Linked DNA regions of Homo sapiens: regions 2 and 3 are each linked to region 1. Evidence: chromatin contacts called from ENCODE Hi-C data. All regions are on one chromosome and are shown on one strand. The core of a region is the stretch at or near the end of the contact, and the rest is flanking DNA. Distances in the headings are between cores, read along the strand shown.

Region 1 (2,685 bases), core at 136-2,635:
GCTACACAGAATTCTTTTATCCCCTAAGGACTCGGTTGTTATAGATTTAGTATGTTGTTTGTTATTATGGTAAGAATTTTCACCTATTATCTCAAATATTTAGGTACCATTTTCACACTTCTACTTGACATTTAAAGAAAATGAAGTACAGAGTAAAAAGTAACAATTTAACCAAGGATATGCTGTGGGATACACTGAAGAGCTGGATGTTGAACCTTGGTCTGACTAAGGCAAGTCTGTGTCCCACAGTGGGGGAGAGGGCTGGCAGGGGACGACTCCCGGTTTGTTGTTACTAGTTAATAAAACCCCAAATTCTGAACAAATAGACAAACCCTGCCGTGAGTATGAGGCTCTGAGGGTTAGGTATACTAGTAATTATATCCATCATGGATATAGTGATACTCACATTCCAATCTAGAGATGTGACATCCTTGTTGCTTGGAACATCTTGCCCTCCTTCTCGTATACAATGTCTAAGTACTAACTGTGTAGAGCCACTGGTGCTGTTCTCACTAAGATTCCATATTCTTGCTGTTGAGTCTCCAGACCTATAAAAGTATGCAATATATTTTAGATCCTCATGACATTCTCACGTATCAGAACAAGGCAACATATTTACATCTGAATATTAATAAGGCAAATAAAAACGACTATCACGAATTTTCATTTCCAGTATTTTTCCCATTCTACACGTTGGGACCCCCAAGCATTCTCGAAATAGTAAGTTTAATTAAAAATTCTACAATTACTTCATGAAGGAATAAAAAATTTACAGAGACAAAATGGCCACAACTAAGCAACAACAGAAAACCTGAATAATGCATATGTTTATAAAATGTTCAATAAGATATTTTTAAGTCATTTTAGTATCACTTTGAGAAACATACCCTGATGCTAGGAGATCACTAACAGGGTTCCAGGCACAGATAAAAACTTCAGATTCATGGCCCCGCAACACAACAGCTTTATTAGGAGGGATTTCAACATCCCCATCCACTTCCATCATATCAGTATGATTATCTGCATCGTGAAACACAAGTAAGCATTTCCAGTTAGGCAGTATTACAACATGGTGGATGGGTGATTTCTTAACTAGCAAATACCTTCCTTTATCGCACACAGTGTAACATTTTTCAATTATATCCAGTTAAGCTGAACATGACTACACAGTCTTAGTCACACAGAAAATAAATTCTTATCTTTAATTAAGTATTGACCACATACTTTTTTTTTAGAGGGGTGGGGGTGGGAGTGGGATGGGAGACTTTAAATGATTAGACCTAAACATGGATAAAACGATAAAATGGTTTGAATTAAATATAATGTCTATCAGTACTATTCTGAGTTTCTGCCAGTAGGGGTTGCTGATATCATTCATATAACATGAGTTGCCTTTTATCTCGATGTCAGAGCTCTATGGTTATTTGTTGATAACTAGTATTACAAATTTTATTTAGAAATCAAATGTAGATGTAAAAATTCATTTAACAATGGGAAAAGGGTTTCTAGATATTTTAAAAAGAAAATAAAAGTAAATCTAGCTTTTTGGAGCTTTAGGAATAAAAATCTGAATTGAACTGTGTGATACAAGTTAGGGAAACAAGTTGGTGCAAGTTAACAGATGAAATTATTTCAGCATAGAAGATGGGGCATTTCTTCTGAGAAAAAATTTTTAAAAATTCTTGTCTCCTGGGACCTTCCTGGGGGGTGGAGGGTGGGAGGAAGAGGAGGATCAGAAAAAATAACTATTGGGCACTAGGCTTAGTACCTGGGTGATGAAATAGTCTGTACAACAAACCCCTGTGATATGAGTTCATCTATATAACAAACCTGCACATGTACCCCGAATTAAAAGTTTAAAAAAATAAATAAATAAACCATGTAATTAAAAAAAAATTCTTGTCTGAGCTCACTTGCTATAGTATGTGCTCCATTCTCCTCCCCATTTGCTGTGTTTTCTCCATTTTTTGCAGATCCTTGTTGGCTGGCTGCAGCTGCGGCAGCTGCAGCAGCTGCTGCCTGTTGCTGTGCAAGCTTATCTCTATAAGCTTGTTGTCTTGTTTGTACTACATCAGGCATTACGGCATCTATCAGGGACAGAGACTCTATTGGTCGACCATCAAACAAGGTACCATCCTGGATTTGGAAAATTGTGAGAGAAGAAAAATCAAAGGCAATATTTAAAGTTATTTGTATTTATACAAAATCAGAAATGAAATGAAAATCTTCGTTCCTAAAAAAACATTTTTAGGAACTTTCTGAATTCATATAAGAAGTCCGGAGGGAATAAAGAAACTACAAGCAGCAACTGGAAATGACTGCTTACATTTTCCTTTTCATTTAATTCATACTATTATTACAGTATAGAGCTGTACAGATAGAGCTGAAATGAAAGAGATAATAAGATGTAGGCCGAGCTGATAAAAAGGCTTATTAATTAGATTCTGAAATTCTGTTAGTCAAAGCAACAAACAATATGGAATATAGTTCATATAATGATCAGAGGCCTGGTGCCCCATTATAGTAAATACATCTTTTAAAAAACTAAAAACTTTGAGCTGAAGAGTTTCTTGTGATTTGATTCAAATATTAAAGCAGAAACAGACTTCATGGGGCTATAGTGCTCTTGAATATTAGGGAGTTATTAAAATTTCCAAAGCTCTACTTATTGATATTAGGAAGTTC
Region 2 (2,685 bases), core at 116-2,615, 1.1 Mb after region 1:
TTGTAAATTAAAACAAGTTACTACTGCTCACCTATTAGAATGGCTAAAATCCAAAACACTGAGCACACCAAGTACTAGTAAAAATATGGAGCTACATTAACTAGTAATACTAGTAAGGATGTGGAACTACATGAACTTTTCTTCATTGTTGATAGGATCGCAAAATCCCATAGGCACTTTGGAAGATGGTTTGGCAGCTTCTTACAAAGCTAAATGTGCTTATCATATGAGGCTGCAGTCATATTCTTGGTATATACCAAAATTAATAGAAAACATATGTACATGAATGTTTATGACAGCTTTACTCATAATTGCCAAAACTTCGTAGAAACCAAGTTGATTTTAATATGTGAATGAATATAAACAAATTATGGTACATCATATGATGTAATATTATCCAACAATAAAAAGCTTTGAGGTATAAAGCTCAAAAAAAATAGAAAAACCTTAAATATTTATTGCTAAATAAGAGAAGGAACTGTTGAAAGTCTATACACTGTATGATTACTACCATATAAATATCTGGAAAAATTAAAACTGCAGAGATAATAACAAGATCAATAGCTCTTACAAGTCCAGGGTGATAACTGCAATTATTGATAAATTAGATTATACATTAGTCAAAACCCAGAGAATTGTACAACACAAAGAGGAGACTTAATGTGAAATATGAACTTTAATTCACAATAATATACCAGTATTGGTTCACTAATTATAACAAATGACCCACACTAATGTAAGATATTAATAATAGGAGAAAAGTGTATGTACAGTGTGTATCTGTGTGTGTGTGTTTAGGTAAATTATTTGTTGTATTATCTTCTCAATTTTTCTGTAAAGCTGAAATTCTTATATAAATTAAGTGTATTAAAAATTAGAAATTTTATTCTGTAAATTGAAATAATTACATAAGAAGCAACAGAAAAATTAAGATTTTGATTTGACAGATAGTAAGAAAGGTAATAGATATTCCTGGAAGAAATGCTACATATTTTTCAATGTGGAGCAAATAATATGACATTCATTATAAAAATAGCAAATGTTACATAACATAAATAAAATGTAAATTAAAGATGCTATATAGTTACTTTACAGAAAGGTTTATTTCAGATCTTATTAAGCACAGAAATAAATGATAGTTTTTATATTACTGTGCATTGTTAAATTTCACTACTGAGTTAAAATATAAATGTAGCAAGAATGAACATCGATTCATATAAAGCATATATTGTCTCAAAGTATACGACATTTGCATTTACTCAGTGTTAGCTAACAGTACAATTCAATGTGGTTATGAAAGAGCATAATGTGGTTAGCAGATTTTTCTACCTACTCCAAGAGCCAGACTAAAGCTTCCCCATGGAATTAGATTTGGGTATTAGGCAACAGGAAATGTGCCTGCTGATAACTGAATTACTCTGAACTCTAAAGAAGTCACTGGGACATTTTGTCCATTAAGTTTACAGATGGCAAAGTAGATATGTCATTCACAGCTGCATGCATGAGGATATGACATATTTGTCTATATTAATCTCATGGATCACTTGACATGACTCATTCAACCTCTCTTTCTACTACATGAATTAGCAAGATTTCTGGTGGTTCTAAAGTAGATCCAAACACTTCGGAGGGAAATATAAATACTTGTTTCATTATACCAAGTAAGTGGGCCAACAGGGCGCATTTGGTGCTTTAATTGTCCTTCATAATCACAGTAAGGTAGTAAAAATTAAATCTAAAATAATATAAATAGGCCAAAATGGTATATATGATGCATATATGCATGACAAGAGTTTTTATCTTCAGTGGCAGCACAGGCAAGATATTAAACTTATCATGGGAATTGAATTAAATTTCAAAAAAATGCATTGGCTAGAATTACTCAGAATTCCCAGGGGCAGGGAGGGGACACTCTATGAGGTTAACCATTTACTATGTTTAAACTCAATAATTGTGAGCTGAGTATAAATCAAGAAATCTGCTCAAACATCTGTGTCTTACTTAAAAGTTTCAAATGTCACAAATATGTGTGCTATGATGAATATTCACGGTTATGAAGCTGTGGTGAATATATTCCGTGAGGCCATATGACAGGCTGTCCACCAGCCCTAGCCAAAATAAGACATCTAACCAGAATTAATAAGATAATTATCAATGGTCAAGAACACAAATAGATGATGCCTGAAATATATGAAACTGCATAAGCACACAACTCAAGCATTAAGCGAAAGGAGAAACACTGTCATATTACAATCAAGAACCTGGAACAGTCAACTGAGAACCTGGAGGATGCTAGAAGAACTTATTATACCTGGAGCAAAATTTGAAAATTCCTTAGTCTGAAAGTTGGGAGTTGAGTTCTCACATTTGAAAAGCCATGCAAAAAAGTGATTAATCTTAAATTTTGTGTATACTTAAACAGAAAGACCAAGGTCTGAAGTCCAATGTCATACAAAAAGTCACCTTCTTTTTCTATGCAGATTAGGTTGCAATTTAAAGAAGTTTAAGCCCTGTGACAGAAACCACTTGATCTCTAACAATATGTTTAGATAATGAGCACTTCAGTATAGCCCTTCAAGCTTTTTGTAAAAAAAAAAAAAAAAAGAAAAAAATTACATTCATCTCCCTACATAATCTGTTTCTGATGTCTATTGCCACATACTCAAATAGCAAAAATCTTAGTTG
Region 3 (2,685 bases), core at 84-2,583, 1.0 Mb after region 1:
TTGTGTAGTTCTTTACAATAATTTTCCTTGGTGACAGTCACTGATTCCAATGTCATACCAAATGATTCTACACTGACTTCTCTCATCCATACCTTGAACACCTACTGTTTGCCGATAATTAGTCCTGTTAGACACCCTGGCACCACCCCTGCCCTGCCCTGCCCTGCCCTGTCAGGGTACGTACATCAATCACCCATTATGCCTAGGATTCCCTACATTCACATACTGTGATTTTGCACTGGGGACCCATGCCTTTCAAGCTGACTCATGTGCAAGAAGAGGTCAAGGATGGAGTCTTTGTTATGATTTGTAGTTAACTTACCCTAGTAAATAGGCCAGTCTGTTTTCAACGACTCAGGTCAACAAGGATAGGGATCTGGAACTCGGAAGTATTTTACAATCAGGTTAAAGATGAGTTTAGATTTCTGGAGGGATACACTTCAAATAGTGTTTATGCTCCCTGGATATCACACTCAGGAAACTGAATTAGGAAGAAACCTGCTTCCTTCCACTGCCTGGCTAAACAGATGGGACACAAAAAAAAATCCTGATATAGAACCATTCCTGTTGCAGAGAGGCATAGAATCCTGAGTAGAAAATGGAAAAAGATTTTTCCATTTTATGCATTAGCAGAGTTTATTTTAGTGATTTGTTTAGTTGTTAATCTTCTCTGTGATAGTGTGATCCCTGGAAGGGCCACCAGGTCTCTTGTGCTCATTTTATCCAGTAGGGGGACACAAAAATGTGCTCAATCATTGTCAGCTGCTGGAAGCAATAAATTTAGGGAATGTCTAAAGAAAGAAAAAGACCCTCATGTAAGCAAATAAATGATACTAAAGGAAAGATAGGTCTTGTCTGCCTTACCAGATATGAGACGTGATGCCCTTAAGTCTAGTGAAAACCATCTACACGATAATTATGAGTGAAGATAATAATGGTAAGCAGTAGAAGCTTACTCTTCATATTCACATTGCACTTTTCAAATAACAACTGTAACATTTCTTGCTCAAGTCCTCAAAGCTCAGAAATAGTTATATTCGAAGTCTGTGCCAACCAAATGGATGTATTAAATACATTGCTGGCTAAAAGCCATCGAAAAACTCTCTTTTCATTTTTCCTTCACCCTTCTCTCTATCTATGCAAGAAAGACCTAGGCACCATGGTGCAAAATTCTACTATAATATCACTCTTGGAATTACCTGGCTTTGGAACATTGTACATAATAGTTCTAATGTAACAGCAAGAAATTTCCTCCTCCTGTTTATTTTTCTGAAGCTGTAATAAGCAATCCTGTGTGACATTGCCTGTGGTGCGGTTGCCAGGCAGCAGAAAGAGATCTGCAGCAGGAGGCGGGAGAGCGGGGGAAGAGAGAAGAGAAAAGCAAGAGAGGAGGAGGGGGGAGGGCTGAGCAAGTTGGGGGCTGGGCTCTCAAACTGCTGAGCCAGAATTCCATCTCCTTGTCATCCTTCATGTTCCAGGCACATAATGAGCCAATAAGCTGGGCCTTAGAGGGGAAATAAAGATGGAAAAAAAACAGTTGAATGTTGTCATTAAATAGGGTGTCAATAATGTGTTTTTATTTTGTGAAGAAAGGGTTTCAGCTTTTTTTTTTTTCTCATGAACTTTGCTTCCTGGTAAATGCAGCTGTACAAATATTAAAGGGACAGCTTCTCAGTGGGCCTGCTTTGCTCTAAAACAACAAACAATTAACACATAACATCTTCCAGCACCGTGCATGGAGAACATACAGTTATAACCTGAAAGGTTTCAACTCCTCCCAAATCTCATGGTGTGGAAAAGTAAATCACAGAGAAAAGGTACTCCACCCTTTATTGAACATGCAGTACTGAGACACAGCTTTGTACCTGAGAGCTGAGAGGTTGTTCAAGCTATTTCAAGAAGCTGGTCTCCTCATTGTGAGGCTTTCTTTAGTTTGTGAAATTGGGAGCTGCAGCTAAATCTCATCTCTTGGCTTTACAAGAATCTTGTTCTAATGAGATTAAAATGATAGGACTGGGATCCGAGCAGAAGTGGTGAGGGCAGATGGCACACAGGTCCCTCCATGCCGGCTTGGATGTCCCCCAGCACAATGCATGGTGCCTTTTGCCAGCCTTCCAAGCTGTCTGTGACTGGATTGGACACTCTCCAGTGGTAACAGACAATGATTTTTATTTAGATGTTTGATTATTCTTACTAATCAAATAGAAAAAGAACAGAAGGTTTGTTCAAAACAAACAATGTATTTACAGATAGTTTTGTGTGGTGGATGCACATTTCAAGGCTCTGAAGTTGTTAGTTCTCTCAGAAGACTCAAACTCACCATGTGGGAGAGAAAATGGGACAAAGCATGTTAAAATGGCAAGATGATCAGAAAGCACTTGGAATTAATGTAATGATGACTAAGTTTCTTTTTTCACCTCAGCAATGGGAGTGAGAAAAAGGGAATGTTAAATTAGGATGATCAACTCTGAGAATTTTGAGGAATAACATATGGGAATCCCGTTTCCATCCCCGCTGCATATCCAGGCATATTTCTTCTGTGCAGAGACTGACTTTCCAGTCCCTTCTAAGGTCATGAATGAGTCAATCAAGGATAATCAGTGATTTTTTGCAGATTCTAGGAGGAAGATAATGTGTCAGAAGAACAGTACTCTTTGGCATATACCACATAAAGAGAGAAGCAGA

Evidence for each region. Hi-C counts contacts between places; a loop is a spot of excess contacts on that map. Pooled maps may share reads with other maps.
Region 2: a loop to region 1 is called in a map of endothelial cell of umbilical vein, with 3 times the contacts of the local background. The contact joins two enhancer-like sites. A Hi-C loop is called at or near these places in 7 of 168 maps with a recorded cell type or tissue (CD4-positive, alpha-beta T cell, CD8-positive, alpha-beta T cell, Calu3 and 3 more) and 17 of 50 pooled maps.
Region 3: a loop to region 1 is called in a pooled map, with 6 times the contacts of the local background. The contact joins two enhancer-like sites. A Hi-C loop is called at or near these places in 10 of 50 pooled maps.

The regions. Positions count from the first base shown.
Region 1 is chr3:177,049,591-177,052,275 of GRCh38, forward strand. It overlaps TBL1XR1 (TBL1X/Y related 1), which reads right to left. Exons shown (of 16, transcript NM_024665.7): 5 at 1,914-2,136; 6 at 888-1,020; 7 at 407-548. Among named protein-coding and RNA genes, the nearest start is that of TBL1XR1-AS1, 14 kb to the left of the region's middle. Within about 2 kb of position 1,386, at least 4 of the 41 ENCODE cell types and tissues checked have a DNase peak (open chromatin) inside an H3K27ac peak, as active enhancers do.
Region 2 is chr3:178,169,411-178,172,095 of GRCh38, forward strand. The region is part of intron 10 of LOC105374235 (a long non-coding RNA gene); the gene reads right to left. Among named protein-coding and RNA genes, the nearest start is that of LINC01014, 250 kb to the right of the region's middle. Within about 2 kb of position 1,366, at least 4 of the 41 ENCODE cell types and tissues checked have a DNase peak (open chromatin) inside an H3K27ac peak, as active enhancers do.
Region 3 is chr3:178,083,683-178,086,367 of GRCh38, forward strand. No RefSeq gene overlaps it. Among named protein-coding and RNA genes, the nearest start is that of LINC02015, 270 kb to the left of the region's middle. RefSeq lists an enhancer at 1,199-1,493 and a silencer at 1,199-1,493. Within about 2 kb of position 1,334, at least 15 of the 41 ENCODE cell types and tissues checked have a DNase peak (open chromatin) inside an H3K27ac peak, as active enhancers do.